2 separate regions of the Homo sapiens genome follow, and region 2 is linked to region 1. Evidence: chromatin loops called from intact Hi-C (ENCODE). Cell type or tissue: endothelial cell of umbilical vein. All regions are shown on one strand. Links, peaks and the distances in the headings refer to the core of each region. The heading gives the core; the rest is flanking DNA. Region 1 overlaps FAM107B (family with sequence similarity 107 member B). Region 2 has its middle 71 kb from the start of MIR1265.

Region 1 (5,379 bases), core at 104-5,103:
ATTCAGGTGCTTGCCCAGGGCCTCTGTGTTTCTCCAGATCCCTGTCAGGAAAACTTGGGCCAAATGTGCTGCAGAGGCCTCCGGGCCACCCTTTATAAATGCGACATCTGACGCGCAACGCTCTCTTACTCAGCTCTTGTTATTTTTCTTCCGAGCACTGCACCAGACCGATTGCAGATATGTGCGTGCTCATTTGCAAATTGCCTGTCCTCCTCCTCCCCTGGCCCGGCCGCTAGAACCTACATTTCATAGACTTTGGGTTTTGTATCTGCTGTTTCCAGCAGCAGAGACTTGCTTTAGTTCTTGCTCTGATTTGCTGTAACTTCAGGTGCATTCAGCCAGGTGAGATTGCTTATTGAACTTACCAAAGCAACAGAGTAAGAGTTCTGGAGGTTTTAATCACTGTGCTCTCAATAAGCCAACAGAAGGAAATGATCTCTGGGAAGAACGTTCTGCAGAATACATTACGTTCCATCTTGGTATGAAGTTAGGATCCTGGGAGGCCAAGTGTGAGGATCCTGCTAGCATTTTCTTTCAGTGAATTAAAATGATTTAAAGAGCAGTGAATTAAAGGCTAGGCATAATCCTATGTCTTTGGCCTTTAACAGTTTTTTTTTTTTAATAAAACACAGCTATGTGTTCAGTATGCTTTTATTTGGCATGAATGAATAAAGGCTTTTGTCCATGCTGTAGTGCGCTGTTCCTTGTGTAACATTCCATGTGGAAAACTTCTTTTAGACAATCATACCATGATATTTTTTCTTTTCCTTGAGAAGATGGATACTTATTTTTTTTTCTAAGAATGTATAGTATGTACCTTTTTATTTTTGGTCCTGGCCCCCAGGAAACTCAAAACCACACTTAATACAGAGATCTGGAAATTATATTAGCCCTTGTGTGTACCACTTGCTGTTTCTTTTGTAGGGTGGCCTTGACTTACTTACTTTTTTTTTTGGCACGGAGTCTTGCTCTGTCGTGCAGGCTGGAGTGCAGTGGCATGATCTCGGCTCACTGCAAGCTCCACCTCCTGGGTTCACGCCATTCTCCTGTCTCAGCCTCCCAAGTAGCTGGGGCTACAGGCACCCACCACCATGCCCAGCTAATTTTTTTGGATTTTTAGTAGAGACAGGGTTTCACCATATTAGCCAGGATGGTCTTGATCTCCTGACCTCATGATCCACCCACCTGGGCCTCCCAAAGTGCTGGGATTACAGGCTTGAGCCACCGCACCCAGCCTGGCTTTCTAATGTTATTTTATTTACCTAGTTGAATGTATGACTTTTTTTTTTTTTTTGAAATGAAGTCTTGCTGTAACACATGCTGGAGTGTAATGGCATGATCTCAGCTCACTGCAACTTCTGCTTCCTGGGTTCAAGCAATTCTTCTGCCTCAGCCTCCCAAGTATCTGGGACTGCAGGTGCCTGCCATCATGCTTGGCTAATTTTTGTATTTTTAGTAGAGATGGGGTTTCACCGTATTGGCCAGGCTGGTCTCGAACTCCTGACCTCAAGTGATCTGTCCTCAGCCTCCCAAATGCTGGGATTACAGGCATGAGACATGTATGACTTTTAACACACTCCAAATCTTTTTTGGAAGGAACTAGTGAATGACAGAACAGTTTTATCCTCCTCTTATCTCCTAATATGGGGTATTGAGTAACAAACTTGGTTTTGAAATTCTGTTGCCCTTGTGTGCTTTTACTTGGGTAATGCAACTAACAGAAATTTCTGGATTTGCTTAAGTAGAATTTCCATTTCTTTGCTTGATAAAGCCCAGGGTTGCAATTTTAGGGCAGTTACCAGCCAGGTAGAGAGGTAGGAACGGTTTTGAGATGACCCTCTCACTGGTTTCCTCTGTTTATTCTAATTGTGAGATTTTGGTTACTTTGCAATAGAGGGTTTAGATATGCACTGCTTTACAGCAACCGGGTAACTGGCTTCTGAAGATTGAATATACGGTTTCTTCAGCATTGCTGTTTCCAAAAGAGTTTAGTTTGTTTTCATTCATTGACTTAGTGCCTTCCTCTGTTCAAGGAATTCTACTAATTGGTATGGGTGTTTCCAAATGATGCTTAGCTGGCCGACCCTTCTTTGGAGAAGCTTACATTTAAAAAAATTAATTTTCACAATTGGTATGTCAAATTGGTAATTATTTCAGAAGCAAATTAAGATAACATCTTAGAAAATCAATTTATGGACTTGAGCCGAGTGCTTCATACAACGAATGGGTTTTTTCTAGGTGTTTGTCACCGGGAATTTTCCTGAGAGGCTTGTATATATTAATAGAAAAGGAGTGTAGCTTTTTTTTCTCTTCGTTATAATTTAGGTAAAGTCTTACAATGTGTGAACAAGGCTGTCATTTTTAGCTTGCGTTTGAACGAAAACATGCTATACTTTTTGGAGACCCTGATTGAGTAATCAGTACTTGGGGTAGTGATAAACCACAGGTGAGCTAACTTGCGGCATTCTTTAGATTAAAATTTGATCGTCATTGTTTGTTCCCAACAATGATTTGCCAGGAATGGTATGCATACTTCTCTTCTGCCCCATTCTTCCTTGTTCTAATCTCTTCTTAAATAGTTCTGTTTTTCTTTTGCTGAACAGGAATTCCCAAGTAAATAATTCTTTCTTGTGACCGAGGGTGCAGTTGGTGAGGTCTTCTTGCCTTCTGAATGGCCAGTAGCTGCTTCCGGACTCCGGAAAATATGTCGCAAATGAAGACTGCTATCACTCACTCTATAAACAGGACCAGAAAGTGAGCAATTTGGCAAGGTCCCCTCTCTCGGCAAGTCTGATGGATCTCTTTTTTTTCCCCAGTGAAGGCTTGTCATATTTATAAGCCAGTAGTGTTATTTCAGAATCTCCGAAGGAAATGTGCCTCCGTGATAGGGAAGCAACTTGTTTATTCTAGACTTTTCTTCACTATATTTCTAACGTTGAGGAAATTACTCAAAGAGGTTTGGCAGAGTGAAGACAGATGAGTGAGACTGGATTGAGTTTATGGAATGTATTAATTCAACTGATGTTTGTTCAACTCCAAATGAAGGATCCAGCATCCAGGGCACAGATAAGTGCAGGATATTCGCCCTCAGGGAACTTCCTGTCATTAGGGAGGCTGGCACCTGCTTGCAGTTAACAGAAATGTTAGCGTAGTTGCTCATTCTGCTTGGAAGCGGAGTTCGTTACCATTTCATTTAATGAACTTTTCCAAATGGAAAGAAAGCTTTGTACCCGCACGCCCTGGCTCTGGATGTGGAGGTTGAGAGCCCTGTGAAGCTCTTATTTAAACATGAAAATGGGTGTCAGCTTTAGGACTAAGTTCCACTGGGAAGAACTGGGGGAAGGGAGCCATTTTTAGGTGGCATTAGCCATACCACCTTTAATAAAAAACTTCGTGTAACTCAATGTATTTCCTGGCTGGCTGCAGTTACAGAAATATTAACTGTCCTAAAATGTTTATCTTAAAGAGAAACGACTTCAGTATTAGAGAATGCACAGAAAACTAGATTATAAGTAAATACTTTTGTTCACATTGGGGGTTAAAAACATTGGGCCTGCTTCATCATGGTTATTAATGTGGACCTGTGTTGTTACGTTATAAGCAGAGGTTTACAGATCTGAGTTTCAAGGCTTGGCACTTGGAAATGAGCTGAGATTAGCGTTAGAGAACAAGGCCTCTCCTGCCATCTTGGGAGCTGAAATCCCAGGATCTCAACCTGAAAATCAGGGGCTAACACTCTGATATTGATCTGTATACCTTCGGAAATACAGTTTTTAAAAAGAAACAATTTTTAAGACTAGAACATTTTTTTTTATTTCTTCGTACTATGCAAGTTTATATACGTAGCTGTAAAAGGCAAACGTAAGCTCGCTTTTTTAAAGATTCACGTGAAGCTGTTTTCTTTCCGTGAACGGAAGAGTTTGACAGAGAAACACCTTGGTAAGCACACATCGAGAATACGTTATTAGAACATGATTCTTTCTCCATTGGGCCCCATGAGGCCAAGCAGAAAAATCCAGCAATAGAATGCAAATATGAGCATGCTTTCTTTAAGATGTATCATAAACTGTTTTCTGTCAGAGAATGGAAGGATTTGACAGAGAAACACCTTTGTAAGTACACATCGAGAATACGCAATTAGAATATTGTCTCAGTTGGGCCCTGTGAGGCAAGGAGGCATATCCAGCCATAAAAGGCATGCATGTTTTCTGTAAGATTTCATCATAAGCAGTGTTCTGTCAGTGAATGGAAGCATTTGAATAGAGAAACTTCTTTGTAAGCATACATTGACAATATGAAGAAACAATTATTGATCAAAAAAGCCATGCATTATTATGTATTTTTTCCATTCTGCTTGTAATCAGTGTTGCTGTTTTTTCGTCGTGTTTAATAGAGGCAACACATTACTGATCCCAAATACTCTGGGAAGATTTAATCTAAAATACCCCTTCTCTATTCAGGGATCTAATCATTTCTGTTCTTAACTAGGTTTTCATTGGTATTCTCAACTTTTCTAATAAAACGGTTTTTGGGACTTGCAATCTTCTTTCATTTTGTAGTAAGTAGCCTTATTCCTGTTTTATAGATAGAAAAAAATAAAGTACAAAGATGTGTTTGCACTGTTAGAATTCTAATGCCACAGAATACTACTGTAAATGTTTGGTTCCAATTGTGCCAGTTTTACTAATATCACATAGTACAGAAAGCCATAATTTTGTGAGAGTTTTCCCACTGTTCACTGCTTTCTAACTCAGTGGCTTTTTGTTGTTGTTGTTGTTGTTGTTTTTGAGATGTAGTCTTGCACTGTTGCCTAGGCTGGAGTGCAATTGCGTGATCTTCCCTCACTGCAGCCTCCGCCTCCCGGGTTCAAATGATTCGCCTACCTCAGACTTCTGAATAGCTGGGATGACAGGTGCCCACCACCACGCCCAGCTAATTTTTGAATTTTCAGTAGAGACGGGGTTTCACCATGTTTGCCAGGCTGGTCTCGAACTCCTGACCTCGTGATCCACCCGCCTCGGCCTCCCAAAGTGCTGGGATTGCAGGCGTGAGCCACTGCACGTGGCCAACTCAGTGGCTTTTTAAAAAATCGTGGTGAAATATACACAACGAGGTAAACCATTTTAACCACACTGCCGTGCAACCATCTCCACCATCCATCTCCAGAACTTTTTCATCATCCCAAACCAAAACTCGGTAACCATAATACAATTCCTCCCCATTCCCTTCTCCCAGCCCCTGGGAAGCAGCATTCTACTTTCTGTGAGTTTGACTCTTCTAGGGAGCTCATATAAATGGAATCGTACAGTACTTGTCTTTTTGTGACTGGCTTATTTCGCTTAGCGTGATGTCTTCAAGACCTGTCTATGTGGTAGCATG
Region 2 (5,379 bases), core at 245-5,244, 71 kb after region 1:
TTTTCTGTTTGGATTGACCTGAAATAAAATTTTTATTATCAACAACAAAAAGCAAGCTGTGGAACAATAGACATATGATCTCATTTATATGAAAAAAATTTTAAGTATTCATATCCATACATCTATACAAATGCTTGCAAATAGGACTGGAAGTTTACCCAACATATTAACAGTGGCTACTTCTAGGGGAGGGAAGGAATTTAAGGCCAGAAATAGAGTGGCTTCTGTATGTAATCTGCATATTTGTGATCTTTTTTTTTTCCCAAGACAGGGTCTCACTGTCGCCCAGGCAATGAGTTGATCACAGCCCGCTGCAGCCTCAACCTCCCAGGCTCAGGTGATTCTCCTACCTCAGCTTCCCGTGTAGCTGGCACTACAGGCACTCGCCACCACACCTGGCTAATTTTTCTATTTTTTGTGGAGACGGTCTCTGACTATCTTGCCCAGGCTGGTCTCAAACTCCTGGGCTCAAGCAATTCACCCTCCTCAGCCTCCCAAAGTGCTGGGATTACAGGTGTAAGCCACCGCGCCTGACCAATATCAGTATGTATTTAAAATTGTATACAATCAGAATGAGTCCCTGAATCACGAGTGTTTAAAACGGCATAAAAGCAAAGCTTAGAAACTAAGTCTGCTTAATACAAAACTATCCCTTAAATTCTAAACACTGTTAATTTCATAATTATTGACGTGTACAGTGAACACCCCATGAAAGAATACAAGAGCGGTTTCAATGTTCCCCAAACATGCAGACCTATAGTTGAAATCATCGAAGGGAAAAAAGATCTAGCGAAAAAATAGAAGCTCTGACTCCAGAGCGGCACTGAGAAATGTTTCGAGCTTTTGCCAACCCCGTAAGGGTGGAACAAAGACCTGAGCTGGGGCTCCTCGTAAGTGACCCGAGGGGTGTAGGTTTCGCCATGAAAACAGCATTGCCCTTTAGAGTTTTCCGCTGCTCCTGGGACTCCAGTGACTGCGGTTACAGCCCTCTGGTTTTCCTCCTATTGTTTTCATTGGCCGGGGTCTAAGCGACTTGGAAGTGAGGAATCGGGAGCTCTGTAATGAAATACTGCTACTCGGTGCGCGCAGGGCCCTGGGAGAGCTCCAGCTTGGCCAGTCAAGGTCTTCTTGGCAGATGTTCTTTCTTGGATGACGATGGAATTCTCTTTCCCTTCTCCCTTGATACCAGGTGGGGCCTTCATCGTATTACTAAGAGTCGATTTATTACTCTTTCCGCTCCTTCTGGTTGAATACTTGAGATAGACGCTTAGGAAAGGAGCTAGCCAAGCCCTGGAGAAATGCTGACTCTTTGGATTTAATTTATGAGGCCTAATAGAAGCCGTCACAGAGGCTGGCTAAGGGTAGAATTAGCAGCAGAGAGTAGAGGCTGCAGCCTTCCCTGCTGTGACTTCATGGTTGAAGCTTGAGGTGCAATCTCATGGGGACCTCCTTGGTTGGTTGTCCGTGGTTATTTACTCATTTAAGAGGTTCCAGGAAATAATGGCACCTGTGTTAGCCAGGTGCCAACAAACAGTGAAAGTAGCATGATTAAAAACATTTACTGTGAGGCTGGGCACAGTGACTCAACGCCTGTAATCCCAGCACTTTGGGAGGCTGAGGCGGGCAGAACACTTGAGGTCAGGAGTTCAAGACCAGCCTGGCCAACATGGGGAAACCCCATCTCTGCTAAAAATACAAAAATTAGCAGGGTGTGATGGTGCGTGCCTGTAATCCCAGCTACTTCTGGAGGCTGAGGCAGGAGAATCGCTTGAACCTGGGCGGCAGAGATTGCAGTGAGCTGAGATTGCGCTACTGCACTCCAGCCTTGGTGACAGAGCAGGACTCTGTCTCAAAAAAGAAAAAAAAAAATGCCACCCAGGAGGGAAATACCTTACACAACAGGCTGTGAACCAGAATCAGGGTTTGGAGGATCCTCCATTAGAGCTGATAGCCAGCCTATAAGCTCAACGAAGAAAAATTCACTGTGCAAAGTCACATGCATGAAGGGAATATTCTAGCTGCTGCAATGTGGCTTTAATTCAGTGAGTTGGTGCTTTGCTCTCTAGGGGAACTTGCTGGAGTTTGCTCTCTTTCTTTCCATTCCCTTTTCCTTCCTCAGTGATTTCAGTGTTTCTCAGAGATAAGCGGTCAGATCAATTAGGCACACGTGCTTACTGAATATGTTGACAAGATATCTCGCTAGGAGCTAGTTCCAGCACTGGAGGTGTTTATAATCTTGTTCAGAGATGAGACATTGCATAAGATGTAATAAATAATAAGACATGAAATAAAATGCCACATGAATACTTCGAAGATAAGAACTATAGGAGCAAATTAAGAAAAGAAAATACACACACTAAATCAAATGGTTTTATTGTTAGATAGATGTTCGTATTAATGTTCTCCGAGGGAAGCCGTGGAAATTAATGGTTCAAATGATGTTTTAAATTAAATGTAAATTTTATTTCTTCTTGATCTTCCTCTGTGCTTCCCAGACTGTTCTTCAAAAAAATATGACTGAACAGTTTGAAAAGCCAGGTTTTTTGTGAGTAGCAGTAATAGGACACTGGGGAGAGGGAGAGCAGGAAGTGGGAACAGCAAATAAGCCTGCTGCCTCCCCGATGCACAACTGCTTGCAGTGTTGCTAGGAAACACCTGTCGTTTATATCCAAAGAACTTCCTGAGGTGCTTGAGGTTAGGCTATGGGTGAGTTTTGATTTGCGTCCTAGCATTGAAATCTGAAGACCTGTGTGGTTTGCTGTGGCGTAGTCAATAACAACGAAATGGCTGGCTGTCCCCATGCACCTGCTGCGGGTACCTGGTTGCAGGAATGAATGGGGCTCTGGGGAAGTGTGTGTTTCCTGCTCAGGCTGTGTGTTTATCCATTTTCATCACAATGCCCAGCATTGGGAATACAATGCTGAGCAAAATCATATCAGCCTCTGCCTTTTTGGAGCTTAAAATGGAGTGAGGAGACAAATATTATTCAAAGAATCACAGAAATGCATGTAAAATGACAACTGTAGTGAGTGGTACAAAGAGAAGGGCAGGGAGCTGTGAAAACAGGTGCCTCTGCACCTAATGGCTGATGAGCAGAACATTAGTCTCCAGCCATTGCTGCTCTCCATGTGCCAGGCACCATGCTCAGTGCTTAACATTTGGGATCTAATGGAATTCTCACCATATTCCTATGGGGGGAACCCTGTTGTCATCTCTACTATAGAGGAGAGGGAACTGAAGGTCACCAAAGTTAAGTACAGTGGTCCCTGCTTCTCCTTGGGGGTAAATTCCAAGACTCTCATTGGGTGCCTGAAACCATGGATAGTACCAAACCCTTTATATATTATGTTTCTTCCATCTGATAACCAAGATGGCTACTGAGTGACTAATGGACCAGTAGTGTAGACCTCGTGGATATCCTGGACAAAGGGAAGATTCCCATCCTGGGTGGGATGGGGTGAGATTTCATCACACTATTCTGAATGCCCTGTGATTAAAAACTTATGAATTGTTTATTTCTGGAATTTTCCATTGAATATTTTCGAACCGTGGTTGACTGTGGGTAACAGTCAAGCCATGTAAAGTGAAATCGCATATTAAGGTAGACTACTGTAACTGAACTGAAGGCCTTCTCCTCCAAAATTTCGCCCTCATCCACAGTCCCAGTCTTCGTAAATGGCACCACTTTCCATCCAGTCCTGTAATTTGGAAATTTGGGAGTCATCTTTGACCCAGCCTCACCCTCCATATCCAATGGAGTTCTTTCCACTCTACCTTGTAAATATCCAGTGAATTTCTCCACTCCTCTGCAATCCCACTACCCATTTTAGAACAGCAGCTTCCTGGTGGGTCCTCCTGTCACTTTTGCCTCAGTCTGCTTTGTGCTCTCCAAAGAAGTCCAAATGATCTTTAGCAAAGGCAAATCTGACTGTGTTCCTCCCTTGCTTGAAGACTTCCCATTGATTTTAGGGCAAAGACCAAAATCCTTAACATGGCCTCCAGGCCCATCATGCTCTGGCCCCTGCTTGCATCGCCAACTCCTCTTGTACCTCTGCCTTTGTTCTCCTTGTTCCAGACTTACCAGCCTCCTCTCTGCTCCAGGGCTTTCCCACCTACCAACTGCCTTTCCTCAAAGTTCTCATTCTCCCCTTTGTGCTTAGTTAACTCATGTTGGACCCTTAGATCCCAACTTCCTTAGGGAAGCTTTCTGAACTGTGCAGAGCAGGTCAAATCAATCTCATAACACAGTTTTACTTCTTCTTTGCAACATTAGGTAAATTAATCCTTGTGTAATTACTTAATGTCTCTCTTATGTATATGAGCTACGAAGTTGGGTATAATATCTGCCTTGTTCACTGCAGTATTCTCCATTTAGGGCTTGGCATACAGTAGGCACTCAACACATATTTGTTGAATCAATAAGTGAACTTCCCAGAGTTCACATGGTCAATATATGGCAGAACCAGGACTCAAATCCAGTTTGACTAATATCAAAGTTTATGCTTTTAATCACTGTATTCTACTATTGTCCTCTATGCCGCCACCATGATAATGTCTTAAAGACATTAAGAGCTTGAGCACAAATTTACTGTATACAGAATGAACCTTTGTGTTCTTTTCAATAGAATGTTGGGCAGCAGCTGCCTCTCAAGCTGACTGTTGCTTTTTACCTGTTCTCATATGTGATTCTACTGAAGTGAGCCAGGAAAAGAGCTAGTGATAAAAATCAAGAGGTCTAAAATAATTATTCTTAGTCAAAAAGAAGATAGATTAAAAATTATTCTTAGCCAAAAAGAAGATAGATTAAAAAGAGTGGAATTTTAATTGGATAACCTAGAAGAAGTGGATAAATTCCTAGAGACATCTAACCTATCAAGATTGAATCATAGAAAAGTAGACAGTCTGAAGAGACCAGTAATGAGTAAGGACTTTGAATCAGTAAGAAAAAAACAAAAAACAAAAAAACAACTCTCTCATCAAAGAAAAGCACAGGGTCGGGCATGGTGGCTCACACCTGTAATCCCAGCACTTTGGGAGGCTGAGGCCAGTTCAACACCAGCCTGTGGAACATAATGAGACCCCTTCCCATTAAGGGTAATTGGTGGCTGTCCTGGTTACTTGGGAGGCTGAGATAGTAAAAACACTTGAGCTCAGGAGTTTGAGGCTGCAGTGAACTATGATCGTGCCACTGTACTCCAGCCAGGGTGACAGAGTGAGACCCTATCTCTTAAAAAAAGTAAAAACTCAAGGCCTGATGGATTCACTGCTGAATTTTATCGGACATTTAAAAAAGAACTATTACTGATTCTTAAACTCTTTCTGATAGTTGAAGAGGAGGAAACACTTCTTAAATCTTTTTACAAGGCCAGTATTACCTTG

The links. Hi-C counts contacts between places; a loop is a spot of excess contacts. Peaks named below come from ENCODE experiments on the same cell type or tissue, not always from the same donor. Only the 100,000 strongest peaks of a DNase experiment are listed, where the experiment ranks them.
Region 2: a loop joins it to region 1, with 5 times the contacts of the local background. A loop is called at or near these places in 4 of 110 quality-filtered maps.

Annotation. Positions count from the first base shown.
Region 1 is chr10:14,575,935-14,581,313 of GRCh38, reverse strand. All of the region lies in intron 2 of FAM107B (family with sequence similarity 107 member B), which reads left to right. Among named protein-coding and RNA genes, the nearest start is that of MIR1265, 140 kb to the right of the region's middle. In endothelial cell of umbilical vein, for the core only: no CTCF peak of the experiment used is centred there; a DNase peak (open chromatin) is centred at 2,793; H3K27ac peaks cover 5,000 bases.
Region 2 is chr10:14,504,691-14,510,069 of GRCh38, reverse strand. No RefSeq gene overlaps it. Among named protein-coding and RNA genes, the nearest start is that of MIR1265, 71 kb to the right of the region's middle. RefSeq lists enhancers at 2,839-2,898, 2,144-3,415. In endothelial cell of umbilical vein, for the core only: no CTCF peak of the experiment used is centred there; DNase peaks (open chromatin) are centred at 1,129, 2,149 and 2,719.